2 separate regions of the Homo sapiens genome follow, and region 2 is linked to region 1. A link is an interaction called in ENCODE POLR2A ChIA-PET data of the cell type or tissue named here. Cell type or tissue: MCF 10A. All regions are shown on one strand. Links, peaks and the distances in the headings refer to the core of each region. The heading gives the core; the rest is flanking DNA.

The links. ChIA-PET counts read pairs that join two places held together with the same protein. Peaks named below come from ENCODE experiments on the same cell type or tissue, not always from the same donor. Only the 100,000 strongest peaks of a DNase experiment are listed, where the experiment ranks them.
Region 2: POLR2A ChIA-PET joins it to region 1 with 6 read pairs; 5 of 35 experiments call an interaction of 5 or more read pairs at or near these places.

The regions. Positions count from the first base shown.
Region 1 is chr15:44,006,840-44,012,223 of GRCh38, forward strand. The region is part of intron 1 of FRMD5 (FERM domain containing 5); the gene reads right to left. Among named protein-coding and RNA genes, the nearest start is that of WDR76, 180 kb to the left of the region's middle. In MCF 10A, for the core only: no CTCF peak of the experiment used is centred there; a DNase peak (open chromatin) is centred at 2,422.
Region 2 is chr15:44,058,550-44,063,933 of GRCh38, forward strand. The region is part of intron 1 of FRMD5 (FERM domain containing 5); the gene reads right to left. It also overlaps the pseudogene GAPDHP55. Among named protein-coding and RNA genes, the nearest start is that of FRMD5, 130 kb to the right of the region's middle. In MCF 10A, for the core only: no CTCF peak of the experiment used is centred there; no DNase peak of the experiment used is centred there.

The DNA.
Region 1 (5,384 bases), core at 126-5,125:
TGTTGAAATGACAACAAAGGATTTAGAATATCCCATAAACTTAGTTGATAAAGCAGTGGCAGGATTGGAGAAGATTGACTCCAATTTTGAAAGAAGTTCTACTGTGGGTAAAATGCAGTTAAACAGCATTGCATGCTACAGAGAAATCTTTCATAAAAGGAAGAGTCCACTGATGTGCCAAACTTCATGGTTATCTTATCTTATTATAAGAAATTGTCACAGCCACCTTCAGCAGCCACCACCCTGACCAGTCAGCAGCTGTCAACATCAAGGCAGGACCTTCCACCAGCCAAAAGATTTTAACTTGCTGAAGGCTCAGGTAATTGTTACCATTTTTTTTTTTAGCAACAAAGCATTTTTAAATTAAAATATATAAATGTTTTTTTCCAGCCATAATGCTATTACACACTTGACAGACTACAGTATAGTGAAACATAACTTTTATATGCACTGGGAAACCAAAAAATCTGTGACTTGCTTTATTGCACTATCCACTTTATTGCGGTGGTCTGGAACTGATTCTGCAATATCTCCAAGGTATGCCTACATATATATAAACCTCTGCTTTTAATGATACTGTGAGGGCCTAGAATTTCATTTGGAGTTAATGTACACATTTGACAAACTTGACTGTTTTGAGAACAATGTTTTTAATCCCTCAAGTTCTCTGTCTGCTGATCAAAATGGACATTAACATCCTAACATACTTTGCATTTTCCTAGTATCTACAAGGCCAGATATTTTTATCTTTTAATTTTTTGAATTTTTAAAATCTAATTTTTTTAATTAATTAACTAATTTTTTTTTTTTTTTTTTTTTTTTTGAGACAGAGTTTCGCTCTTGTTGCCCAGGCTGGAGTGCAATGGCGTGATCTTGGCTCACCGCAACCTCCATCTCCCGGGTTCAAGTGATTCTCCTGCCTCAGCCTCCCAAGTAGCTGGGATTATAGGCATGTGCCACCACCCCGGCTAATTTTGTATTTTCAGTAGAGACGGGGTTTCTCCATGTTGGTCAGGCTGGTCTGGAATTCCCGACCTCAGGTGATCCACCCGCCTTGGCCTCCCAAAGTACTGGGATCACAGGCGTGAGCCACTGCGCCTGGCTGCTAATTTTTTTTAAAGAGATGGGGTCTTGCTCTGTTGTTGTGGCTAGAGTGCAGTGGGATGATCATGGCTCACTGCAGCCTTAACATCCTGGGCTCTAGTGATTCTCTCACTTCAGCCTACTGAGTAGGTGGGGACAATCGGCAATTTTTTTTTTTTTTTTTTTTTTTTGTAGAGATGAGGTCTCCCTATGTTGCCCAGGCTGGTCTCAAACTCCTGGACTCAGGTGACACTCCTGCCTCATTTTTCTGAAGTGCTGGGATTACAGGCATGAGCCTGTAAGGCTTTATTTCTAGAAGCCTTTATTTCATGTAGAAGGCTTTATTTTATTATTTTTTTGAGACAGAGTCTTGCTCTGTTGCCCAGGCTGGAGTATAGTGGCACCATCTCAGCTCACTGCAATCTCTGCCTCCTGGGTTCAAGAGATTCTTGTGCCTCAGCCTCCCAAGTAGCTGGGACTATAGTTGTGAGCCATCACACCTGGCTATTTTTTTTGTATTTTTAGTAGAGATGTGGTTTCCTCATGATGGCCAGGCTGGTCTTGAACTCCTGACCTCAAGTGATCTGCCTGCCTCAGCATCTCAAAGTGCTGGGATTACAGGCATGAACCACCGCGCCCGGCCACAGGCTTTTTTAACATGTGGTGCACCAAAGATTTTTGTATGTAAAATTTTGTGTAAATGTATTTTCATTGTGGAAGCTAATACTTGCATCAGATTTTCAAAGGATTCTCTGACCTAAAATAAGTTAAGAATCACAGCATTAAACTTGTAGAGTTCCTCCATTAAAAATTAGCTTCCCAGGCCAGGCGCAGTGGCTCACACCTGTAATCCCAGCACTTTGGGAGGCTGAGGCAGGCAGATCACCAGGTCAGAAGATCGACACCATCCTGGCTAACACGGTGAAACCCTGTCTCTACTAAAAATCCGAAAAATATGCCAGGTGTGGTGGCAGGCGCCTGTAGTCCCAGCTACTGGGGAGGCTGAGGCAGGAGAATGGCATGAACCCGGGAGGCGGAGCTTGCAGTGAGCCGAGATTGCACCACTGCACTCCAGCCTGGGTGACAGAGGAGACTCCGTCTCAAAAACAAAAAACAACAATAACAAAAAATTAGCTTCCCGACGACAGGAACCATGTCTGTCCCATCATCTTATCTTAGTTCCTACCAAGTAGTAAATAATAAATGTTGAACAAATAAAAATAAGGAAATGAATAAAGAATGGATGAACAAATCACTAATTTATTGCCTCAGCTCACACTATCTCTTCTTTGCCCAGCTTTCTAAGGGTTGGGTCACAGTAGCTCATATGACTGATAATGAGTCAGAGAGGTAATAAGACTTGCTCAATGCAGTTATCACTAAACATGGCTGGGGGGAACCTTTGTAGGAGTGAAAAAGAAATCTTAAAGATGCAAAAGACATTTGTCTTTCTGTACATTTTTAAAGTAACATGTGGCTGGGTGCAGTGGCTCATGCCTCTAATCCCAGCACTTTGGGAGGCTGAGGCAGGATGATTGCTTGATCCCAGGAGTGTGAGACCAGCATGGGCAACATGGAGAGACTCTGCCTCTACAAAATACAAAAAATTAGCTAGGCATGGTGGCACACACCTGTAGTCCCAGCTACTCAGCTGGCTGAGGTGGGAGAATTGCTTGAGCCTGGGAAGTCGAGGCTGCGGTGAGCCGTGATTGTGCCACTGCACTCTAGCCTAAGTGACAGAGTGAGACTGTGTTTGAAAAAAAAATCCACTTTTATGGAGTTTTTTTGAGGCATAGGTTTCCTGGGGGCTTTGGGGTGCTGTGTACTTCTAGGTACTAAGAGGAAAGGCCCAGAGAACAGGCTGCTAAGAGCTTGCTCCAGGTCCCAGGCTTAAGGGGAAAAGGTAATATTTATTACCCTTAAAGTTCCCTGTTTGGCTGTCCAACTCAGCTTATAAAAGTAAGAATGGAGACAGAAATTCAAATAAGAATTCTGCCCAGGAGTAAACACTGTGGATCTCTACTGCATCTTTTTGGAACCTGAGTATATTAGACAGAGCACAGAGGCTACTCTTCCCTAACATCATACCCTGACCTTCAAAGGGGTTTAAACATTTTTATTATCCAATTTCTGCATTATGCTGGCCATAAAGAATCATTTCTATTTATAAGGGAATTATCCACTAAGATTGATCAGGCTATTGTTGAGGACAGATTCCATCTCTGGAATGGCTGCATCTATTCTGCTGAGGGAACTTTCTGCCATGGATGGCTTGGCAATGAATTACCAGAAATACTCAAGAGGAAAGCAAGTTGCCTTCTGTCTCCACTTTACACACAGCAGAAAACCCAAGTGGTTATGGAATACAGTGAATTACCCAGAAACAATCAGTTACCAGAAGCTCTCTAGGATTACAGTGATGACTAACCTCAGAGATGAAGCCTTCCAAGAATCTCTTCTCAATCTTTTTTCCTTTTCTTTTTTTTTTTTTTTTAGACAGAGTCTTGCTCTATCACCCAAGCTGGAGTGCAGTGGCACGATCTCAGCTCACTGCAACCTCCATCTCCTGAGTTCAAGCCATTTTCCTGCTTCGGCCTCCTGAGTAGCTGGCTAATTAATAACTGGCTAATTTTTGTATTTTTAGTAGAGACAGGGTTTCACCATGTTGGCCAGGCTGGTATCAAACTCCTGACCTCAAGTGATCCAGCTGCCTTGGCCTCCCAAAGTGCTGGGATTATAGGCGTGAGCTACCATGCCTGGCCTCAAGAACCTCTTCTCTAAACCAGACCTACAAATGATATTCTTGACAATGGAATGGATTACTTGAAGCACAGAAAACAGAAAGGAAGTTAAACAAACATGAATACAACAGGGAACTCTTCCATATAGCTTTTATGCTGGGCAAAAGAGCCCTAACTGTGGGCAGAAGTTGTTCAAACTTCATTACTCAACGTTAAAAAAAAAATGCTTCAGTGGGTACCTACTATGTGTAAAGCATAGCACTGGGCACGATGAGAGAACTAGGGTGAACAAGATGAGAAGAGTCCATGATCTCTAATACTAGAGATAAAATATGAACACTAATAACTGGAATGCAGGTGGAAAAGAGGTACAGATAATTTAGAAGAGACAGAACATTTGGCTAGTGGCAGTGGGGTCTTGTTGCTTCTGCTTGGTGGATTAAGGAAAGAAGGAAAGAAGGTTAGGGCCTTGGATGCCCAGCTAAGTAGGCTTCTTTTCTTTTTCTTTTAATTTCCCTTCCTTCTTTTCTTCCTCTCTCCCTCCCTTTCTTCCTTCCTAATACTTTACATCCTTAAAAGTTTTAAGTAGAGAACTGAAGACGATAAGAACTGCTCTCTGGAGAAATTAATACGGTAGTAGTGAAGTTTGTAGCAATGGGAATTGAGAGACAGAGCCAACAGATGTTTAGGATATAAATCAACAGGTCCAGGCAACTAACTGTTGTGGGGATCACTAAGAGGGAAGAGTCAAAGGTGACTTGGAGAATGCTGATGTCATTCAAGAACAGGTGCCCAGGAGAGAAATAGAAGAAGGTCGGACAGATGATGTGTGGTTCTGGACACAATGAAGTGTTAGTGAAGCCACCTGACAGGCTGTTGGAAATGTGCGACTGAAGCCCTGAGGAGAGGTCTGGATTGCTGAAGCTATAGATGTGAGACTATTATGCATACAAATGAGCTGATGCCATGAAAGTGGATGAGATCATCAAGGGAGATAGCAAAGGAGGAGGAAAGAGAAGGGTAAAGGGCAGAACCTTAGGGAATACTTGCATTTAGGATAAGAAAAAGACCCTGATGACGCCATCAAAGAAGGAATCATCAGAGCAGTAATCTGAGAATCAGCAGACTGTCACAAAGCAAGAAAGAGGCTCAAGAGGGTGTAGGAGGTCACAACAGAAAATGCTACCCAGAGGTCAAAAAGGATGGGGCTTGAGAAAAATGCCAGCGAGACATCGAGGAGCATTTTTCACTAGACTTTTGGTGGGATCAGAAATCAGAGGTTTCAAGTGCAACAGCTAAAGAGGGAACAAATGGGCTATTCAATTCATATTTGTTGGTGTCCATCTGTCTTTACTGCTTGACTCTTCTTTTTCCTTCCTGAACTCACCATCTGTTCACTTTCACTGCTATGTGCAAATTTCTAAAGACCTTCATTTTAAGGATTCAGCAGATACTGACAAATATTGACTTAATAAATCTCCCTAAGAAATCCTAGATTCCTAAAAGGGTGACTGCTTGTTCACATTTTGTTTCTCAAGCAAAGATATCCCAAAGACAAGT
Region 2 (5,384 bases), core at 279-5,278, 52 kb after region 1:
GCCGAGGTGGGCAGATCACAACGTCGGGAGATCGAGACCATCCTGGCTAACACAGTGAAACCCCGTCTCTACTAAAAATACAAAAAATTAGCCAGGCGTGGTGGCGGGTGCCTGTAGTCCCAGCTACTCAGGAGGCTGAGGCAGGAGAATGGCGTGAACCTGGAAGGTGGAGCTTGCAGTGAGCCGAGATTGCGCCACTGCACTCCAGCCTGGGCGACAGAGTGAGACTCCGTCTCAAAAAAAAAAAAAAAAGAAGAAGAAGAAGAAATGGGGCTGTTTTATTGTGGGGAATGAACTGGCTCAGAAGCAAAAATGTGTGAGGAACAAATAGGCATTTTTCTGTAAGAACAGAGCATTTTTAAAGATTTTATCTTTTAAATGGCTCTGGAAGGGGAAGCATATAGTAACTTTATTTCTGTTTGACACTAAATTTCCCCAAGCAACAAAGAGCCAGGATCTTTGAGGACAAATAACAGGAAAAACTTAGGAACCTGTGCAACTGGCAGAGAAGTTTTAATGTGAGCAAATGCAAGATGACACATTTGGTGTGAAGAACCCTCAACTAGCATCAATCACAAACTACAGAAGGGACCTGGGAGTGAGCGGATTATTCAACTCAACAGAACATTTTGGAGAAAGCTATGATATACAAGGTATTATCTTAAGAGCTGTAGTAAAGAGGGAAATATAAAGATGATATAAATAGATTCCCACCCCCTCCTCGATTTCAAAGAGCCTTTAAGGGACAGAACATGCACATTTCAAGGCCAGGTGAATAAATGCTATGATAGAGTCTGCATAGGTTCTAGAAGGGTAAAGAAAGCCTTCATAGAAGAACTAGAATTTTCTCTGGGCCTTAAACATCTGAGAATACCAAGCCAATATGCTGGATAATAAATACAAAAACTAAATTATTCTACTCTTATTTAAAACAAGAGATATTCTTAGTATGGGTCACTATATTTCTTTCTTTCTTTTTTGAGATGGAGTCTCGCTCTCTTACCCAGACTGGAGTGCAGTGGCACAATCTTGGCTCATTGCAACCTCTGCCTCCTGGGTTCAAACGATTCTCCTGCCTCAGTCTCCTCAGTAGCTGGGACTACAGCCGCACACCACCACGCCCAGCTAATTTTTTTTTTGTATTTTTAGTAGAGACGGGGTTTCACCGTGTTAGCCAGAATGGTCTCTATCTCCTGACCTCGTGATCCACCTGCCTCAGCCTCCCAAAGTGCTGGGATTACAGGTGTGAGCCACTGCACCCAGCTAGGGTCACTATATTTTATAAGGTAAAGTAAAACTTCATTTATATAGAGACAGGTTTCTGGACAAATCCCTGGTTTCAAATTCAGAAACACCTTTAAAAAATAGTATTTAAGTTTCAGATCAAGTCCCTGAACACCTGGCAACAAAAATAGCCAAAAGTGCTAAAGAGCTGCACTGGCTATTTGTAGGAAAAGCCTTCTTCCAATCTGCTGACAATGTGTACGACACAAAGGAGAAGACAAGAAGGTAAGTGGAGAGAGCTGTCAGATAGAACAGAGATTAGAAGCAGAAGCAGAGGTTGGAAATGATGACAGAGTAGGCAGCAAGGTTGCAAGTAGCAGACACTGGCACATAAGAAAGCCAGTTACAAAAGAGGGAGAAAAGAAACTCATTCTACAGCCTAATCCAACAAAGAGTTACCAGCTCATAAGCAGCCCTTGAAGGCAGCGAGGGAAGACAGCATGCAAAGAGTGCCTAAGGACATGCTCCTTAGTATCCACACTAGGTGGATACCCAGAAGCGTGAAAACCAAGGCAGTTCAAGGGCCCAGGGGAGAAGGGGCTGTGACAGTGCTGAGCTCTACAGTGACAAATTAAATCATTCAGCTTCATGCCCTGCACCATATATATCTACAACACAGAACACTGACATTCCTAAACATGACCTTGAATCAACAATAGATTAAAGTAAGATAAACATTCTCTGTTTAAAAAGGTACATCTTAGAAATATTCCCTTCAAAATTAAAGTCAAAATATTTGGGGCAGAAATAATAAAATCCTCAACTATACAGCACACTTATTTTTTTAGTCCCCAAATGGCTTAGGCACTGATGACCTAGGACAACAGAAATTTCATTCCATAATGGAACAAGAGGGCAGAAATGATAATTCTATGACGACTGCCTAAAAAAAGAAAAGGTGAGAAGCCACTTAATTACATAAAATAATGAAAAAGGAAAAAAATCCCTGGCACACTAACTTATTCCTCACATCTGAATCTGAGAATACTTGGATTAAGGGCTTGAGCTCTAAGAGAGGAACTGAGACAGGCCCCTGTGTGCAAACATTTTATATCCCTTAAAAATATATAGGCTCAGTGAACAGGAGGAAACTGTTTCTTATTTGTCTCTCTATCCTCCACAGTACTTAGACATAATGTCTAGTATACAACATAAACTTTCAAACTGTAACACTCTTCTCTGCCACTTAACAACTAAATCTTATTTCACTGTGTACTTGCTGCTGCTTTTGATTAGCTCAGAAGAGTAAGGCAGTACCCTCCTACATTTTTCAGCTCTTGACACAAAGATACATCAATGGGGAAATCCTATGTCCTTCCTGACTCCCTACTCTTATGTGATTTACAGATGCAATTTTATCATTATATTCTCTTTTCTCTCACTTCCCACAACCTAGACATTCCAGCTTTTCTCAATATCATAGTTACTTAACTCTGACTCCTTCACAGTCAAAATCTAGGGGCAGATTTCAGGGACAAGTCTCAATGCATTTGGGAGAGATTATGGTTTCAGTCTGGGCTTAAAGTAGACAAACTGTAATGTCCATGGATGCTCTCACAGCCTCAGTCCTAAAGAAAAGTGTAGGGTTCTCCCAAGCTTCACCAAGATTACTGCTTTTTAGCAATAAAGGGCGGCCAGTGGTCTCTCACTATTAGTCTGGCCCTTTGGCTGGACTATTATCATTACCCTTTATGCTTTGAATTGTTTAGAGCTTCTGATATAGGCCATAAATGTGTAACTACTCATCCCAGTTTGTTATGCCAGTCCAATTTACCTGCTGCTGTCAGGGAAGTCCATAAAGTTTGACATTTGACATTTGAATCAGAATGTTAACTTTTCAAAAACTATTATTACTCGTTGCATTAAAATAAGCTGGGGTGGGTGGTTATGAATGTTGCAGGATCTTTGCTTTAAATTTCCAGCCTTTGTCATGGTCTTTTCTAATGGCGAGATGCATTAACATTTCCCATATGGTGTTAAATCTGAAATACGGCCAGCAATCACTTTCCCCCACCATTTTCTGATACCGGACGTAATACTTCTCTTTCAAAGATGGCATGCACATGCTTGCTGAACAAATGAAGTGTACAGGTACATGAGTGGCTAGGGACAGTTCATTCTTCCTGACCATGTCTTTTGTGAGATGCACAAAGCTGCTAGGCTTCCAGATAGTGAGGTCAGTGGGAAATGTGAGAAATTGTAGGTTAGATACAAGTGCAGGAAATACAATCTGAACAGCCTTGCTGCAACATATTTAGATAGTAGTCTGTATACTCTTTCACAGTGATTTTGTCATTTATTTTCCTGATGTAAATAAAGACTTTATTTTCTTGTGTGGTGATGCCTTTTTACTTTGCAATAAACATTTTTGGCAGCAATAAACTTTAAAAAGTTCATGTTTATAAAAATTTAAGTCCCAAATTTCCTTCTCAAGTAAGTTGATTATGAATATGTATACCACACAAAATACTGTATCCACCATGGGGACCACAGAGATGTTACTTCCAATATTAAAACTAGAAGACACGGTCTTTCTGAAGAAGTATCAGTATTACTTCAAAAGTTAGTAGCTACAGGCTGGGCGCTGTGGCTCATGCCTGTAATCCCAGCACTTTAGGAGACCAAGGCAGGCGGATCACTTGAGACCAAGAGTTCGAAACCAGCCTGGCCAACATGGTGAAACCCCGTCTCTACTAAAAATACAAAAATTAGCCAGGCATGGTGGTGGGTGCCTATAATCCCAGCTACTCGGGAAGCTGAGGCAGAGAACTGCTTGAACCTGGGAGGCAGAGGCTGCAGTGAGCTAAGATTGCACCACTGTACCCCAGCCTGGGCAACAGAGTGAGACTCTGTCTCAAAAAAAAAAAAAAAAAAGTATATGGGAGAATGTACATAGGTTACATGCAAATACTATACCATTTATATAAGGGATTTTGGTATCCTCAATGGGTCCTGGAACCAATCCCCCCCAGATACAGAGGGACTACTGTAATTTTTTTTGTATAAGGAGTATGATAAAGGTTGAGGTTATTGCACAAGGATATCCAATTTTTCCTTGGTACCTTTGTTAAAAAAAATCAATTGACTGTATATATGTGGGTCCATTTCTGGACTCTCTATTCTGTTTCACTGATGAATATATCTATCCTTAAGCCTAAACCATACAATTTTGATTACTGGTGCTTTAAACTTAAAATCAATGACAGTGAAATCTCCAGCCTTTTCTTTTTCAAAATTGTTTTGGCTATTCTACGTTCTTTCCATTTCCACATGATTTCAGTTTGTCAGCTTCTTTTTTAAAAAAGCCAGCTAGGAAGAGTTTGTATAGAACTAGTACAACGTATAAGTAAATCTATCTAGGAATACAGTTTTATTTTTGGTTTTGAGATTTTAAACCATTAATTAAATTTCTTTAAAAGACATAGGACTACTCCAGTTATCTTTTTCTTCCTGGGTGAGCTTTGGTTGTTTATGTCTCTCAAGAAATGTCATTTCAGTTGTCAAATTTATTAGCATAAATTTATTCATGTATTTATGTATTTTAATATAAAACAGTCTAAAGTCCACCAATGTATAAAACAATTTTTCAAATAAATATTTTGAAAATTAGGCTTTCTGCTCCTCCCGTTTGACAACAGCATCTTCTTGTGCAGGGCCAGCTGCACCCCTGGGACACCATGGTGAAGGTGAAGGCCAGGGTAAATGAATTTAGTTGTACTGGTCACCTGGTCACCAGGGCTGCTTTTAACTCTGGCAAAGTGGATATTGTTGCCATCAATGATCCCTTTGTTGACCTCAACTACATGGTCTACATGTTCTAGTATGATTCCACCCATAGCAAGTTCCACAGCATCATCAAGCCTGAGAATGGGAAACTTGTCATCAATGGAAATGCCATCATCATCTTCCAAGAGAGAGATCCCACCAAAATCAAATGGGGTGATGCTGGCACTAATTACATCATGGAGTCCACTGGTGTCTTCACTACCATGAAGAAGGCTGGGACTCATTTAGACGGGGGAACCAAAAAGGTCATCATCTCTGCCCCCTCTGTCGACGTCCCCATGTTTGTAATGGGTGTGAACCATGAGAAGTACAAA